2 separate regions of the Mus musculus genome follow, and region 1 is linked to region 2. Evidence: chromatin loops called from intact Hi-C (ENCODE). Cell type or tissue: gastrocnemius. All regions are shown on one strand. Each heading gives the region's core, and the rest is flanking DNA. Links, peaks and the distances in the headings are about the cores only.

Region 1 (8,544 bases), core at 264-8,263, 74 kb after region 2:
CTGGTCGTCCTCGTCGCCTCCACTCTCTGCTTCTTCTGGAGGGACATCCACCTCACCGTTGACAGCGGAGTCATCTCCACTTCTGGAGTTTACGGACTCATCCACAGTCCTTAGGGGCCCCAGCAGCTCTACAAAACCTTCTGGGAAAATGCCCCTCCGACCCTCTAACTCTCCCTCAAACCAGCCCGGCTCAGGAACCCCGATAATGGTGATCAGGTCTCCTTCCCTGAAATCCAACTCCTCGTCCAACTGGGCAGAAAGGCCCATGAGGGCCCGTGCTTGTCCCAGGGAGTACTCTGGGGCCTGAAGCAACGCACTCTGTGCGTGCCAGCGTCGGCTCCGAGAGGAGAGGCAGAGCTCCTGGACACAGGAGGATGGGAAGAAGCCCCAAGCGCCCCAGCAGCTTCGGCCCTGCAGCCATCCTGCAGTGGGAGCGCTGTCGTCGAGAATCACCAGGTCTCCTGGAGAAAGAGAAGCAAAAGTCAGGACCTTGGCCAGAGCCCCAGGGACCAACTTCATAGCAATTGGGCACTCTTGGCTGTTGTTGGGACAGGAAGGACTGTGTGCGCTGTGGCCCAGGCTGTCACCACAGCTCTCCTGTCTCGGCAGGCATCCTCAGTTGCTAGGATTGCATGCATATTTGAGATGAATCTCTCCTTCCACCACCTGGATCCTGGAGATAGAGCTCAGATTGCTGGGTGGGCAGCAAGTACCTTCACCCGCCGAGTCAGTAGCCAGTAACCAGTAACCAGTAGCCAGTAACCAGTAACCAGTAACCAGCTCTTTAAATAACCAATATCTCAAAACATAACCCAACAGTTACATTTGTCCTAGTGTTTAGATTTACCAGTTTTAAAAGCGCATCCCAAGGTTCTATAATCAATTGCTTTATAACCAACGCTGGATTATATGACTATGGGTACTCATTTTGTGGATTACTAATTTTAATCGTCCTTTTCGCTCCCCTCCCACCCCCCGGCCAGTGATTGGGTCAACTCTCTGTTTTGAGCTGCTTGGGGGGATGTAGAACAGCAGCAAACAGTAAGACAGACAGACAGACTGGGGCAGCAGCTCATGGTTTCCAGCCAAACACACTGGAGAGTGGGCTAGCTGTTCTGTCCTTGTTTTTATATGCTCCTGGGCCTTTAAGAGAGATGCACTGTATATGCATGGCTGTTTGCCTGCATGTATGTCAGGGCACCAGATGCATGCAGTGCCTGAGAAGAAGCAGAGGGAGTCAGATCTTTTGGAACGAGAAGGTGCTTGTGAGTCACTAGTAGATGCTGGGACTTGAACCCAGGGCCTCTGCGGGAACAGCCAGTGCCTTCAACTCTCAGTCACCTCTCAGCACTGTTCTTGATTTCTTTTAAGGACATTTATGGGTACTTCCTCCCTAAGTGCATGTAAGCGAGATAGCTAGCGACGGGCACACTTCTCTTTTGTGCCCTTAGAGTCTGAGATGTCGGTCGCCTTTGAACAGCGAGCGCTCGGCATCCATCTGTCTATTCTTTGACCTCCACTCCCAGGTTCATCTCATCCTCCTGCATCTAACACTGGCTCCCATTGATAATGTCCTTGCTTCCTCTAGTTTCTTCTCTCAAAACATGTCTTCCGCTTATTAATTCTCATTGCTAATACCCTAACCTGGCCTCATCCCCACTGACTTCTCTTTGAAATTTTATCCCAAACATTTCTTCCAGCCTATCAAATTATAAGTGGGCCAATATATTTTTACCTCGTCCCTTTTCTCAAGCCTTAGTCATGAAACATGACGGCCGACTGCTCACCAACTTCTTTTCTAATAACCCGTCTCTGTTTTCTGAGATAGGGTCTCAATCCAGTGCATGGGCTGGCCTGAAACTTGTGCCAATTCTCCTGCCTCAGACTCCCAGGTGCTAGGAACAGCCCTATCCTTATCAACTGAGATCAATAAAACATGTTTGCTCTGTACACACTCTGAATAAGTTCCTTCACAAGGGCGCCAACGGCCTACTCTGTCTTTGCCGCATCCGAGCGTGGCTCAGGTTTCATCCAGTTTCTGCTCTCTAACAACCCATCACGATCTCACCCATGAGACACACGCTCACACAAGAGGGTTTTTTTTTTGTTTTTTTTGTTTTTTGTTTTTTTTTTGTTTTTTTTTTTTGTTTTTTTGTTTTGCCTTTGAGACAGGATATTCCAGACTGGTCTCAAACTTCCAATCCTCCTGCCTCAGCCTTCCAAGTGCCTGCATTAAAAGCATGTACCACCATACCCTGCTGAACACCCCAAATCTTTACTATTGCTTCTGTCTCATTTGAAACCTCAGCAGTCTTCCTTAAAATGTGTTAGGAGATCATATCAGCTTGGGGACCCCCTGTGGTCTACCAGTGAGACCCCCCACTTGTCCCTTCAATCCTGGCGTTTCTATCTCCACAGTGCACAGCACCCGACACAACAGTTTACACTTAGTGGCTGACACCTCGAATATTTTCCACTTCTTTTTATTGTCCTGCCCCCCATAATTCTGTAGTCCTTAATTTATGAACCCACATCCACCCCAGCCAAAGCCTTGGGTCCTGAGAATTACAAGTGTCCCCTCTCAGGGCCCTAAGGCCTGCCAGCCAGACCACAGAGGAAAGTCACTGGTGACATGACTGCCCAGACACAATGGGTCTCTTGGTGAATAGGAGAATCAAAGCATGCCATAACTCCCACTCAGCCAGCTTTGAATGCCTCGCTCACTTCTCGCAGAGCTGTCTGTTTGGCCAGAGCTCCATGAGCCCGGACAATAGGGTTGTTCTCCTCTCTATTCCAAATGAGCCGTTTGGATGAGCTTCACTTCCGGGCAGCCAGTCACTCAGAGAGTGATTCGTGATTCGCAGATAATAAAGGTGGACTTTCAAAACAAGACAAGACAACGCCCAGCTCCCCACCCCCAACACACAAGTTAGATGACTTAGTTACTTCAGTCCGGGCACTCCCCACCTTACATTTTTGATTGTTTTTCCCCCATACCTGGTAACTGCCTTTATTTTATAGGCCTAACTGTTCCTGGGGTGGTTTGTTTTTTATTTTTTTAAAAATCTCTTGTTTTAATTAGTCAAACAAGCTACTCCCGTGGAGTCCTGGCTAATCCTTTCGGACCGGAGGATACCCAGTAATTGTAGTTCTTGGTAACTACGGTGGCCTACAGGTTTGTCCTTACAAGCCCCTGCCACACTCAGCAGGATGACATTCCAGCTGGGAAATTCTAACATGGTCCTGATCAAAGACCCAAAATGGTGGAGTTGGTTTTTCTGGAGAATCTAAGGATTAATACATTCTCTTATAGGAGGAGGAATGATGTGTGGTATCCCATAATATGTAGTCCTTTGTTATTTTTACTCTCCTGATCTTTTTCTCTTTTGCTTCCGGTATTCTTTTTTCCTTCCCTTTTCCTTTCCTTTCCTCTTTTCTTTTTTCCTTCACTTTTTGTTCTCTAGTTTTGACTTTTTGGACAGTGGGTGACTAGCCACTCATACTGAGTCTTCCTTCTAGAAGACTGTTTTGTTTCTGAATCGGAAGCAATTGCTTGGCCTCGGGGAAGGGGGCAAGGGTGACACCTGCTGGAAGAGTCACTGATGACCTCAATTCCAGGACACTCTGAGGGAGGCATCCAGCACAAACCCTCCTAGAGTGTGAACAGGCCAGGCCGGGGCACATCACAACCGAGGAGCCACAGAGCTTCTCTTTGCCTGGTTCACACTACAACCCCAGCAATCCTAACAGCCACCCTGACATATGGAAGTCATCACCTCCAACTGTTACGCAAGGAAACTGGGTCTGAAAGTCGCAAATAACTAGTCCAACATCACAACTACTGCCCAGCGCGTGGCAACAATGGATTTAGATGTAGGACCATCAGCAATCTATCGTCTAGGCTAGGTTACCCACTTTTTAACACTACTCATAACACAAACACAAATCATGCGCGTGTTTGCATGCACGCAAGCAAGCACACACACACACACACACACATAGTTTTCTCTTTTGGCAATTTTCGTTTGTGTGTATGGCTGTGTTGCTTGCATGGTTGTCTGTGCACCCTAGGTGTGCAGTCCCAAAGAGGCCAGAAGAGGGAGCTAGATCCTCTAGAGTTGGAGATACAGATGATTGTGGGCCTCCATGGCATTGTTTGAAATTGAGCCTGGATCCGCTGGAAAAGCAGCCGGTGCTCTTGACTTCTGAGCCATCCATCTCTCCAGCTGCTCTTCATAATCTTAATGATAATTCTTAAAGGTAACTTAACAACTAAAAAGGCACAAAATGGCTCTCATGTAGCCCAGGCTGGCCGTGTAGCTGAAGACAACTGAGCTTCAGATCTTTCTGCCTCTATCTCCTGAATGCTGGGCTAGTTAACACTGAACCCGGGGCTTTGTGGATGTTAGTCAAGCAGACTACCAACCAAACTATACTCTTAAAAAAAAAAAAGATTTATTTATTGTTATATGTAAGTACATTGTAGCTGTCTTCAGACACACCAGAAGAGGACGTCAGATCTCATTACAGATGGTTGTGAGCCACCATGTGGTTGCTGGGATTTGAACTCGGGACCTTCGGAAGAGCAGTCGGTGCTCTTACCCACTGAGCCATCTCACCAGCCCCCCCCCAATACTCTGAAAAGTGTCCAGATCTCCTTCTGATCCATTCATCAGCAGTTTTGTACACACGGAGGAGAAGCTACACCATACAGTGCTGGCTGGGCTTGAGTCAGCTTGGCATGCAAACTAGCGTTATCTGAAGGGAGGGAACCTCAACTGAGAAGATGCCTCCTGAAGACCTGGCTGTAAGACATTTTCTTAATTAGTGATTGAAGGAGGCGGGCCCAGCGTATTGTGGGTGGGGCTATTCCTGGGCTGGAGGTCCTGGTTTTTTTTTTTGGTCCTGGATTTTTTTTTTTATGAAAGCTCTTCCCCCTCAACTTGCTTTTCAGTCACGGTGTTTATCACAGCAGTAGAAACCTTAAGACAGCTACAGTGAAGGTTCCTAGGGACAGATCAAAAGCCCCCAGGGATCTGGATTAACAACCATAGAGCACAGGGCTAAAGGAATGCATATTCCGCTATGAGCTGGTCTCATGCAAATTTACTTTCCATCTAATGAAGTGGCAGGACTGTCTCAAGGCCTAGACTTGAAAATCAGGGAACCTTGGACTTACATCTGATAAGCTGTGTGCAGTCTGAAGCAATACTTCATTCTGTAGTAATGTTGTCTCCAAATAGCAAAATTAATTCTTACTGATGTAAGATATAAAGAAACAAAAGGAATTAAACATAATTTCAGTGTGCCAAGCTTCACAGAAAGGGACAAGATACAACTCAACCTCTTCATCAAGAAAGCTTGACTTATTCAAACCAGAAGCCATGTCAAACCATGAGACATGCCAGGTGTGGGGAGAAAGCCCTGAGAGTTAGCTCATCTCTTTCTAGTCCTCTCTCCTGTGGACCCTCATCCCAGCATCCTCTCCTCTCTCCTGTGGACCCTCATCCCAGCATCCTCTCCTCTCTCCTGTGGACTATCATCCCAGTGTCCTCTCCTCTCTCCTGTGGACTCTCATGCCAGCATCCTCTCCTCTCTCCTGTGGACTCTCATCCCAGCATCCTCTCCTCTCTCCCGTGGACTCTCATCCCAGCATCCTCTCCTCTCTCCTGTGGACTCTCATCCCAGCATCCCATCCCAGCATCCTCTCCTCTCTCCTGAGGACCCTCATCCCAGCATCCTCTCCTCTCTCCTGTGGACTCTCATCCCAGCATCCTCTCCTCTCTCCTGTGGACTCTCATCCCAGCATCCTCTCCTCTCTCCTGTGGACTCTCATCCCAGCATCCTCTCCTCTCTCCTGTGGACTCTCATCCCAGCATCCTCTCCTCTCTCCTGTGGACTCTCATCCCAGCATCTCATTCTTCTGGACTCCATGTTAAGCTCTTTGGGTTTAACAGATCACAGGGAGTCAAGTTAAGGCCCACAGATTCATGGACTCAGCAGTTAAGATCATGTCCTACTCCAGAAGAGGACCAGAATTTGGTTCCCAGTACCCATGTGGCAGCACACAACATTTCTAACTCCAGTTCCAGGGAATCCTATGTCCTCCCTGGCTTCTGTAGGCACCAAGCATGCACATGGCGCACACGGGCAGAACACTGTGCATAGTGTTTGTTTGTTAATTAAGATTACAGATTCAGGGCTGGAGAGATGGCTCAGCCATTAAAGGCTAGGCTCACAACCAAAAACATAAGATTACAGATTCAGGGCCGGACAAAAACCTCAGCAGCTAAGAGCTTTTGCTTGCCATGCAGAGAATCAGAGTTCAGTTCCCAGCGTCCACGCACAGTGACCCACAGCCACCTGTGACTTCCGACCAGTGGAGCTGATGTCCTCTTCTGAGTGTCACAGGCACTGTGTGTGCATGTCTGTTTTCACTAGGAGCCAGGATTAGGACAGACAGTGTCCACTCTGGAGCTGGAGATGCGACTGGGTGGCTGAGAGCTGGTGTCACTGACTAGTGTGTTCATGGCCCCGGGTTCAACCTCCAACCCTGAAACATACATACATACATACATACATACATACATACATACTTACATATGTACAGACAGACAGACAGACAAGGCAGCCACGCTGTCTTCTGTACATGGTCTGCAGAGATGCCAAGAGGCCTTTGCCCTTTGTCCATCCTACCTGGGGAAGCTTGCCCTGGACTCCCGACTGCTGCTGGGCTAGCTATAAGCGAGGACAAAGACCCTGCTCTAATCTCACAGTCTACACTGACTTCCTACCAGAGGGGAGACTGAGTACAGGCTGACATGCAGGAAACTCCCACGACATTGAGGAGGAACATGAGAAAAAATTCCAGTATTCTTTTCCTCTTATTGACTAAGGGTTAGAGAAGTTTGCTAGGTCTCGGTTCCCCTCTCTGTCTCTGTCTCTAAGTCTCTGTGTCTCTGTCTCTGTGTGTATGTGTGTATGTGTGTGTGTGTGTGTGACCTCTGCCTTCAATGTCATATGAAGAACAGTTGCAACACAAACAACCCAGCTTGTCAGCCCTTCGACTTTGATATGATGACTGAGTCTGGATCGCAAGCCTCCTCAGTCTGCAGCACTCCTGGTCTCTTAACCACGTGGGTGCATGGAAGTAGGTTCCTGTCCATCTTTGGGAGTGTACGCCTACTGGGGTACACTTCGAGAAATACCTGACTCATCCTGGGGAGGGGCTAGCACCACCTGTCTAAACTGGTTCTCGTGAGAACTTTACGTTGTCCAATGGAAGCACAGTAACAGGCACTCTTGCATTTCTCTCGTTTGTCAAAATGACCGTTTCCCTGTTGTACATTAGTAGGTAGCAACACATTGGCAAAATCGTACATGGGGAAGAGATTAGCACTGTCTAAAGTGTCTACAGCGTGGAAGAGTAAAAAGGTGACACTGGACAAGGCCACAGCGACGAGTCGCTATCCTGAGGCCTCACTTCTTACCTGTAGAAATAATAGTTTGCAATAGCTTTCAAACTATGCTATTATGTATAATGTACAGTTACTAACACTCTTAGTGTTGAAGGTCAGATAAGACTGAAGAGATGGCTCAGCAGTTAAAAGCATATTCTCTTATTCAGAGGGCAGCAGTTCATATATGTCAGGCAACTCCCAACCACCTATAACTCCGGCACCAGAGAGGCTTATGTTTTCTTGTCACCTCCCCAGGTACCTGCCGCTCATGTGCACATATTCATATCCCCCCATCTCTCTCTCTCTCTCTCTCACACACACACACACACTTAAAAATAAAGATAAGTTGGCCCAATGGCTCACGCCTTTAATCCCAGCATTCAGGAGTCAGAAGCAGATGGATCCCTGTGAGTTTGAGGCCAGCCTGGTCTACAGATGAAGTCCCAAGCCAGGGATATATAGTGAGGCTCTGTCTCAAAAACATAAAATCTAAAACAATATAAGAATGTGTAACCATGAAAGTTATCACACGCTCCTAGCGTAAGGCCTCACCCTCATCCCCTCATGTCAGTGTGGAGGACTTTGCAGAGAGAACTGCCCGGTGTGAGTGAACATTTTAAAAGCCTCCCGTTTGCAAGGTTCTGCAAACCTCCGAAGCTTTGCTTACCCCGATGGAGGGAAAGACTGTTCAGCTCTCGAGATACGAATTCGCAGATGCAGACAAACAGCCTCTCGCCCTCTTTCAGACTGGGAATTGTCACGATCTCCACAAAACTGCTGGGGAACTGTCCTGAGAAATGGAAGCACACCAGTTACACACAGAGTGTTCTTTTCATCGCAGCCCGAGTACAAGGACCACTTCTTTTCTGAGTCCATTTACAAATCCTGAGTCGAAAACTGACTTAATGCTAATAATTAGAGAATTTACTGTAGAAAAAAGTGTAAGGTACAAAACCAGATGTCTGTAGAACACAGAGAATACAATTTAAAATCATTTATTGGGCCAGTGAGCTGATTCAGAGGGTAAAGGGGGCTTGCTGCCAAGCCTGACAGTTAGAGCCCCAGGTCCACCAAGGTAGGAGGG
Region 2 (8,544 bases), core at 186-8,185:
AGAGTGAGTTCCAGGACAGCCAGGGCTACACAGAGAAACTCTGTCTCAGAAAACAAAAACAAAAATAAAAACAAACACAAAAGAGATTAATGAAGCTCAAGGAGGCTTATGAGAGGGCACCCCAGAGTCACTTGGTTTTTTTTGCCATTTTATTTATCCCTCAAGACAGTCAAGGCAGAGTAGGACACCGTTAGATTGAACCAAGATTAAATATTCAAGTGTCAGCAATTATACATGGTTCATCCTACACAAAGTTGCCACTCTTAGTCTTCATGGCCTGGTCTGGGGTGTGTGGCTGTCTCTCTCTCTCTCAGCTCTCCTTCACTCCACAAAACTCCTGTGATATGTGCAAGCTCTCAATGCCTTCTTGAAAAAGCTCATGTCTGAGTAATCCTAGTACTGCAGACTGGCCTGCACCATGTGGTTAAACACATCCGTGTGGTGGCTGGGAGACATCTAGACCCAGGGAGGACAAGGGACCATATGGAGACCCAACCTTGATGACTAAGAGAGAGACAGCAGCTTGCTTGAAAGTCTGCTTGTTCCCCGATTCTTTTCTCATGGTATCCCCCATTTGTAGAGTACCATCTACAATTCTACAAATACACTAGGTTTGCAGGCAGGAGACCTGAACTCTCGTACCAGTTCACCAAGAGCCAACCTCTTTCACCCAAGCTTTACCCCTGAACGATTCAGAGTTCATATTGCCCTTCATGTGAGCACCACACAGTTGAGTATTCAATTGTTACCCAGCCAATCAGTGTACTGGTCTTATTTCTATGCTAAGAAAATAAGAATTAAAAAAGAATTACCCTTTTTATATCACCACAGCCCTTGAATATAAATTAACTGCTCAGTTAACCTTGTGGTATAACTAACTAACTGAGGTGGTTTCTGAACCTGAATATGTATATGTGTGTGTGTGTTGTATGGTATTATGTGTGTGTATGGTGTGTGTATATGTGTGTGTTGTGTGTAGTATGTGTGTGTATATGCGTGTGGTATGTGTGTGTGTATGTTGTGTGTGGTATGTGTATATGTGTGTGTTGTGGTGTATGCTTGATATAATTTTTTTTCTTCTATAGATCACACAAACCCTGAACTGGCTAGTGAGGATGACGTCAGAAGTAGAGACCAACATCGTGGCTGTTGAGCGAATAAATGAATACATAAATGTGGATAATGAGGTGAGAGTTATCGAAACTCGGGCGGAGGTCCCCAACACGCTCTCAAGAGGGCATCTTTACCTTTTTTTTGGTTTTTCGAGACAGGGTTTCTCTGTATAGCCCTGGCTGTCCTGGAACTCACTTTGTAGACCAGGCTGGCTTAGAACTCAGAAATCTGCCTGCCTCTGCCTCCCGAGTGCTGGGATTAAAGGCGAGGGCCACCACCGCCCAGCTGCATCTTTAGCTTTAAAGAACAACTTTCAAGTCTCACATGCTCTAACCCAAAGGACTTAATTTCTTCAAATGTAAGAGGAGGAAACAGTTTTCCTAAATGGTGGTGCCGTTCTAGAAACCCATAGAGCAACCTTGTAGGGTATCTTATTGAATAAAGTCAGAAAAGCCCAGTCCACTCAGGTAGAGGTCCCCGCTACCCTTCTGTCAAATGCTATGAGTCCCACGGCAGCTGTTGGCTGGACTGCTTACCACGTCCAGCGTTTCTCATCCTTTCCCCTTGCCAGGCGCCGTGGGTGACCGACAAGAAGCCTCCGGCAGATTGGCCCAAAAAAGGTGAGATCCAGTTCAACAACTATCAAGTGCGGTATCGGCCGGAGCTGGATCTGGTCCTGAAAGGGATTACTTGTAACATCAAGAGCACCGAGAAGGTGGGTGAGAAAGACGGCTCTGCTTGGGAGGACTCAGGGAATAGCCGGGCACAGAAGGAGGGTCCCAGGCCTTCGCCGTTTGGGTGCAGGGAGAGAATGGGGATTCTTCCTGTACTCTGGGAACGCAGAAGGGACCCACCCGGAGGGCTGGATCCTGCCTCCCTGCCAGCCCACTGGGGCTCATTTCCTGTGCGGGCTTAAGGTGTGAAGTCTCAGACCTGGACGCAGAACTGCTGAGCCTAAGCAGGAGAGAGTCTAGTGTTCTGGTCTTTGAAGTTGAGTACACTCTTACAGGTCTAATGGAGCAAAGCTATCCATCAATTAATCAACCTGGGCAAGGGGGCTGAGGACCAGGGGTGACCCAAGGCTCATCTGGTGACAAGTCTTTCCTTCCCGCTACTAAAAGTCAAAACAAACAACCCAGTTCTCCCTTTGGCAGCTCAGATACTCAAATCAGAGCATCATGGGCAGATTAGCATGGCCCCCGAGCAAGGAAGGGGACACACAGATCCATGAAGTGCTCCGCAGTTTAGAGCTGGAGAGTTAGCCATCCCCAAGGAAGCACACGGCAGATGTCCGTCCCTGAAAACGTACATACACGCGGCGTTACACAGACCACGCAGCTCACGCTTAGGGATGTACGTCTGTGTATTCATGTGAATATGTGCATTACATATATGCGTGTAGCAACAGTTAATGAGAAAAGAGACAATGGATTTGAGAGATAATAAAGAAGGGTGTGTGTGGGAGGCTTGGAGGGGAGAAAGGACGGGGAGAAATGTAATTATACTCTCAGAAGACAAGAGAGGTAATACAAAATAAATTATTACATTTTTATTTATTTTGTGGGTGTGCACATGCATGTGTGAAGGACACAGAACAACTTGTTCCACCGTGTGGGTTCCAAGGGTTGAACTCGGGTCATTTGGCTTAGCAGCGAATGCCATCACCTACGGAGCCATCCCAAAGTTCCTTTCTGTCTACTTAAAAAAAAAAAAAGATATTTATTTTATGTGTGTGAGTACCCTGTCACTGTCTTCAGACACACCAGAATGGGACATCAGATCCTATTACAGATGGTTGTGAACCACCATGTGGTTGCTGGGAATTGAACTCAGGACCTTTGGAAGAGCAATCAGTGCTCTTAACCACTGAGCCATCTCTCCAGCCCTCTGTCTACTTTTTAAATGAAATCTTTTTTAAAAAGGGAATAAGCTATGACTGTCAAGATTGGCGGTGACAACAATGGAGAAGAGGGTTTGTCTATTTCCAGCGGTCACGGTCTTCAGCACACAACTCAGGCGGAGTATGGGAGAGCCATTTTTTTTCTTGACATCTGGGCATTTTTTCCCTCTCACCAAAACTAAAAGCCATTTGATATATTTGGTATGGGGTTCTTTTTATCACGTGCGATTGTGAATACATAGGCTAAATTTTTTTTCCTCCGAGAATTGCATGTTGAAGTCGATGTAAATGAACTATATTCACAGGTCGGTGTGGTGGGCAGGACCGGAGCTGGAAAATCATCCCTCACAAACTGCCTCTTCAGAATCTTAGAGTCTGCAGGTGGCCAGATCATCATTGATGGGATTGATATTGCCTCCATTGGACTGCACGACCTTCGAGGGAGACTGACCATCATTCCCCAGGTTAGTTAACGAGGATTTACTTGGGCACACGCAGTGGGGAAACACTGACATGCATTCAATTACAAAAACAACTCTGGCAGTTGTATTGCTTAGTTTTCTTGTCATTGTACCTGTCAAGAAACAACTTACAGGAGGAAGGGTTAATTCGGCTCACTGAGAAGGGGCACAGTTCTTGGTGGTAAGGCATAGCAGTAGGCATGTGGGACGGCTGGTCCTACTGTGTCTGCACTCTCCAAGTGTCAAATATAGACACTCTCTCCCAAAAGTTGACTATCAAGATTCATCTTCATACCACGATTCCAGACGAATTCCCCGAGATTCTGTTTCTCGACTAAAAAGTTCTGTATTTTGCATGTGACCGGTGGCTGCTAGAAGCTACCAGTAGGTGGCAGCAACGCGCCAGCACTCGGATAGAGCAGATGATTAGTTGGCGTTTCTGTTAGCCCATCAGGGTTTGCTGAGACCTTTGTAATTAGCAGTAGCAATTTTGCCGCCGAAGCTTGAAGTCATTAAGCTTTATACTCCTCATTTGATGCGGCTAAAAGATAGAGGAGGGAATTTGCTGCGGGTTTTTGCCAGCAAGCGGAACATTCATCGTATCAGCAAGAAAGACCTCCCTTTGGCTTGCTCTATGGACCCCACCGAGTTAAGAATTGCCACAGAGACCTCTCCACTCACAGGAGGCGGAGAACCATCGCTCCCTCTGCACTGTGGCCTGGTGCCTGTGGAGGGTTTAATGTTGCTTAGTACAATGTGACATTAGATGCCCTCTCTGTCACTCTCCCCTCTATTCCACTGAGACAAGGTCTCTCGAGGAACCTGTAGCTCGCCGTTTTGGGATTTGCTGCTGCTGCTGCTGCTGTTGCTGTTGTTTTAAGATGTTTTATTTTATGTGCTATGAGTGTTTTGCCTGTGTGTATCTAAGAGCATTTGGACCTGGCTCTCACAGAAGCCTGGCATTAAGATCATGTGTTAAGGAGTGTTGTAAGCTGCCGTGTGGGTGCTAGGAACTGAATCTGGATCCTCTGCAAGAATACTAAGTAGCAAGTGCTTTTAACCACAAGCCCCTCAGGAGGATTTTTGTCTTTGGCCTTTTAAAGGTTTTGTTTTGACTAGCTCAGTGGTGGGTATCTCCGGACAGCCTCTAGTCTCTGCTTCTCTCTCCCTCTCAGCGTGAGCACATAGGCTCCACTTTCTGCGGGATGCTGGGTACTCAAACTCGGGCTTGTGCGTGAGAATATCTTGTCAGGCCCCGGGTTTTCTTAGTTTAGTGCATTGTTCTCTGTGGCCTCTTCAAAACATAAGAGTTTCTCAGATGACTACACAATCTCTTTCTATGTCTCTTGGTCTCCCTTGTCCTAAGCCAGGAGGCTTTGTTTCAGGAAATGATGGTCTTTTCATCTGGATGTCTACAAGTGGGTCCCAGAACGGAACGAAGCAGGTGCAAACCAAGGACCACCGCACCCCCACCCCCCACCCCGTTTAGTGTTCCGGTTGCAGGTACTCGGGGCCTTCAGAGGCTTCCAAAAGCTCAATCGTGAGCCAGCTTCCTGCCTAGAGTTCATGCCAGACCACTCCTACCCACGTTCTCCTGGCCACAAAGAATGACTGAGCCCTTTGCTGACATAAGCCCTGATGGCTTCCCATTCTCCAACTTGCAGGACCCCATTTTGTTCTCTGGGAATCTGAGGATGAATCTCGACCCTTTCAACAAATACTCGGATGAGGAGATCTGGAGGGCCCTGGAATTGGCTCATCTCAAATCCTTTGTGGCTGGCCTGCAACTTGGGTTGCTCCATGAAGTGACAGAGGGCGGTGACAACCTGAGGTAAGCTACTTCTTCCACGGGCTGTGTGGGGGTGTGAGGGAGTTGTTTCTTATGTTCTGGTCTTAGATACCATCTGGCATTGTGGGATTTATAACTGTGTAGATCAAATTCCTAATGTGTAAAAATGCGATAAAAGCAGATGTTAAGCCGGGTGTGGTGGTGCACGCCTTTAATCCCAGCACTTGGGAGGCAGAGGCAGGAGGATTTCTGAGTTCGAGGCCAGCCTGGTCTACAAAGTGAGTTCCAGGACAGCCAGAGCTATACAGAGACACCCTGTCTCGGAAAAAAAAAAAAAAAAAAGCAGATGTTAAAAATGCACAGGAACACATGTTGTTATGAAATGTGCCCTTTCTGTGACATTATATGACATGAACTTACAAGTGCCATTTTAGTGGAAAAATCACAGAAACCAGAGTCTCAAGGCTCAGCAGCAACAGCTGGATCCCTGGTCCAATCTGGTATATTTGTTATGAAACACAGACTGGATGGACATGGGGACATGAAGATCCCCTCGGGCTATAAAAGGCATCTCAGTTTGAGAACCTCCAATCTAAAGGGACACAGATAAGATTTACTGCCAGCAAAGCTCTTGGGCATTGCAGAAACACCTTAAATTGATAACAGTGACTCTCTGAGTTTATAGTTTTTACCTTAATATATATATATATCCTGACACTTGGCTTGTGGTCTTCACTGTGCATTTGTTGACGCAAGGTTCTGGCCTTCTCCCCATGAGAGTTTGGGGCTCTCCTTCACATACTGAAGCTGAGCCATTAGGCAAAGCCTGTGGCTCGTGGGCAGTTCTTGCTTTTGACCCAGGTACCTCCACAGTGGAAGGCCAGGCATAGACCACCAGCAGCTAAAGCATCAGTAGATCAAACAAATGGCCTGGAAGCTCTGGATAAACGTAGGAGCTTCATATGAACACGGAAGCTCAGCCCGTGTGCCTTCTAGTCTGAACCTACATCTTAGCAAGGTTCCCAGGTGGCTTGTGCGCTGTTACCTGAGAAGCCTGCTTAAAGCCCTGGTCCCCAACTAGACTGAGGGACTCAGCCAGAGAACTTAAGTTCCACTGTCCAGACTGTCCCTCAAAACCAACTGGACCCAGGACCACGGTGACTTCACCCAGGGGACACTTGCATGGCTTGGTGGCAAATGTCATCTGTCTTGCTTTCCTTTGCAACAGATACAGGGGGCAGCAAGGCTTAAATAGCTGTTTAGCCCTATATAAAAGACCACTCAAATATGCAGTCAGTAAATATGTATTAATACCTACTATGTGCCAGGCACTGGAGACACAGAGGCAAACCTCACAGACCCAACCCTGGATTTCCAAGCACATAAAACATATTGGGAGAGGCAGGCTTATGGGATAAATGGCCACACTGTTAATACTGCAGGGGCGACATGGGGGACATTATGTCAGGATGTGACAGTGACATTCCCTGTCTTGCCCGTGCAAAGAGATACTTCACTCTCTTACTAGGGCTTTTACTTTAGACCTGCGTTTCAGACTTGGTTTAGGGAATTAGAACTTGCATATATCAGAGGAGGAACAAATCAGATTAAAACACCTTTGATAAGTGACAGGGGTGAGCACCAGAGAGCAGAAGAAAGCCCAGGTGGCACTGTGATCATAAAGTACAGTTGACCCGGGCAGAACTTTGGTCCCGGCTAAGTTGTGATTCTGCAGGGTGCCTGATCTTACACTACAGACAAACATTGGGAGTTCATTTTGTTTGGCTTCCTATCTCTGGCAGAAATGTTCTTACAGAGGAGTTACAGGACGTTAGTCTAACTACCCGTTTATTACAATCCCTAATGACCGCAGCAGGCAAGAGTAATCAGCAAATTCCCAAATTTTTCCTTCACATCATTTCCCAGAGCTCCTTTATGTAAGCAAGAGGTCCAGCTTTCATTATAGACTTTTACCAAATTAAAGCTATTTGCATTTTACAAGTATATTTGAATTCCACATACATTGCATCTCACACCAAGACACCAGGCTCATTAGATAGCGTCGTCTCTAATCAAGGCAGAAAGTCTTAAACAAATAATTAGCCTGAGACTAGAATTGCACATTAAAATAATGAATGCATTTGCTAAGGCCACAAAGAAATGGCACTGGGGCATCCTTAGGAAGTGCCACCCTATGTCAGCGGTGTCAGGGCAGACACTGCCGGCGTATGCTCCTGTTATTGGCAACTGCCGCTATCATTTGCCAAATGCAAAAAAAGCACTGTTTCTGGGGCAATGTCTTCCAAACTTGCTTGAACATGAAAGTATCTGGAGTGCCTATTAGAAATGTACATCTCTAGGCTGTTCCCAAATCTGTATTAAAGGAGATCCAGAAACAAACTTTTTAAATCAAGTATTCCCGGTAAGTCTTCTTACTGAGGACGTTTAGAAAACATTGCCTATAACGGTGGCCATGGGGAGATTTTGAAGTCGTTTTGGAAATCTAGATTGGATCGAATCATGAAACTGACCCCAAGCTACAGCCTTCACCCTAGTCTTTGGAACTTATATGAGGCTTCTTCTGTTGATTGCAGCATAGGGCAGAGGCAGCTCCTATGCCTGGGTAGGGCCGTGCTTCGAAAATCCAAAATCCTGGTCCTGGACGAAGCCACAGCCGCAGTGGATCTAGAGACGGATAGCCTCATTCAGACGACCATCCGGAACGAGTTCTCCCAGTGCACGGTCATCACTATCGCACACAGGCTGCACACCATCATGGACAGTGACAAGTGAGTGTGTGAGCGCCATGGACAGCGACTAGTGAGGGGGCAGAACCTAACCCAGAGCAACAGTCACAGCTTCAGCTAGAAGCCCAAAGGCACGCCACAGCAGGAGGCTTAACGATGTTATTTGGAACTCTGAGGCCTCACAGTTTTAATACATTTAGCCAACATTGTACATCAAGCTAATAAAAGCTAATGGGGCCAAGGATAAAATAAGAAACTGTACTGGGACTATGGGAAGCTTAGTCAGTCTTACACAGATGACAGATGTGGACATGGGCCTTCCCAGCTACCACAGCCTCAACCTTTCCTACAATAGGGCAACTGTTTGGAGAGGAAGGAGCCCCGTCTTAATCCGAGCATCCTTAAACAACAAGTACTTTGTAGCAAACACATGTATCCTACTGCTCTGGCCCCTTGTTGAGTGTTAGACATAGAGCCCTACTAGCCCATTGACCAGTGCTCACTGCTGTGGTTCACTGACTGTTGTCACCTGAT

What was found. Peaks named below come from ENCODE experiments on the same cell type or tissue, not always from the same donor. Only the 100,000 strongest peaks of a DNase experiment are listed, where the experiment ranks them.
Region 1: a loop joins it to region 2, with 15 times the contacts of the local background. A loop is called at or near these places in 7 of 42 quality-filtered maps.

Annotation. Positions count from the first base shown.
Region 1 is chr19:43,902,598-43,911,141 of GRCm38, forward strand. Dnmbp (dynamin binding protein) reads right to left here. Exons shown (of 16, transcript NM_028029.4): 3 at 8,128-8,250; 4 at 1-461. Among named protein-coding and RNA genes, the nearest start is that of Gm50217, 14 kb to the right of the region's middle. In gastrocnemius, for the core only: CTCF peaks have their summits at 3,580 (motif pointing left) and 4,134 (motif pointing right); a DNase peak (open chromatin) is centred at 3,591; H3K27ac peaks cover 295 bases.
Region 2 is chr19:43,828,727-43,837,270 of GRCm38, forward strand. It overlaps Abcc2 (ATP-binding cassette, sub-family C (CFTR/MRP), member 2), which reads left to right. Exons shown (of 32, transcript NM_013806.2): 27 at 1,086-1,187; 28 at 1,685-1,828; 29 at 3,319-3,477; 30 at 5,139-5,305; 31 at 7,858-8,052. Among named protein-coding and RNA genes, the nearest start is that of Gm10768, 5.8 kb to the right of the region's middle. In gastrocnemius, for the core only: a CTCF peak has its summit at 3,857 (motif pointing right); a DNase peak (open chromatin) is centred at 3,873; H3K4me3 peaks cover 212 bases.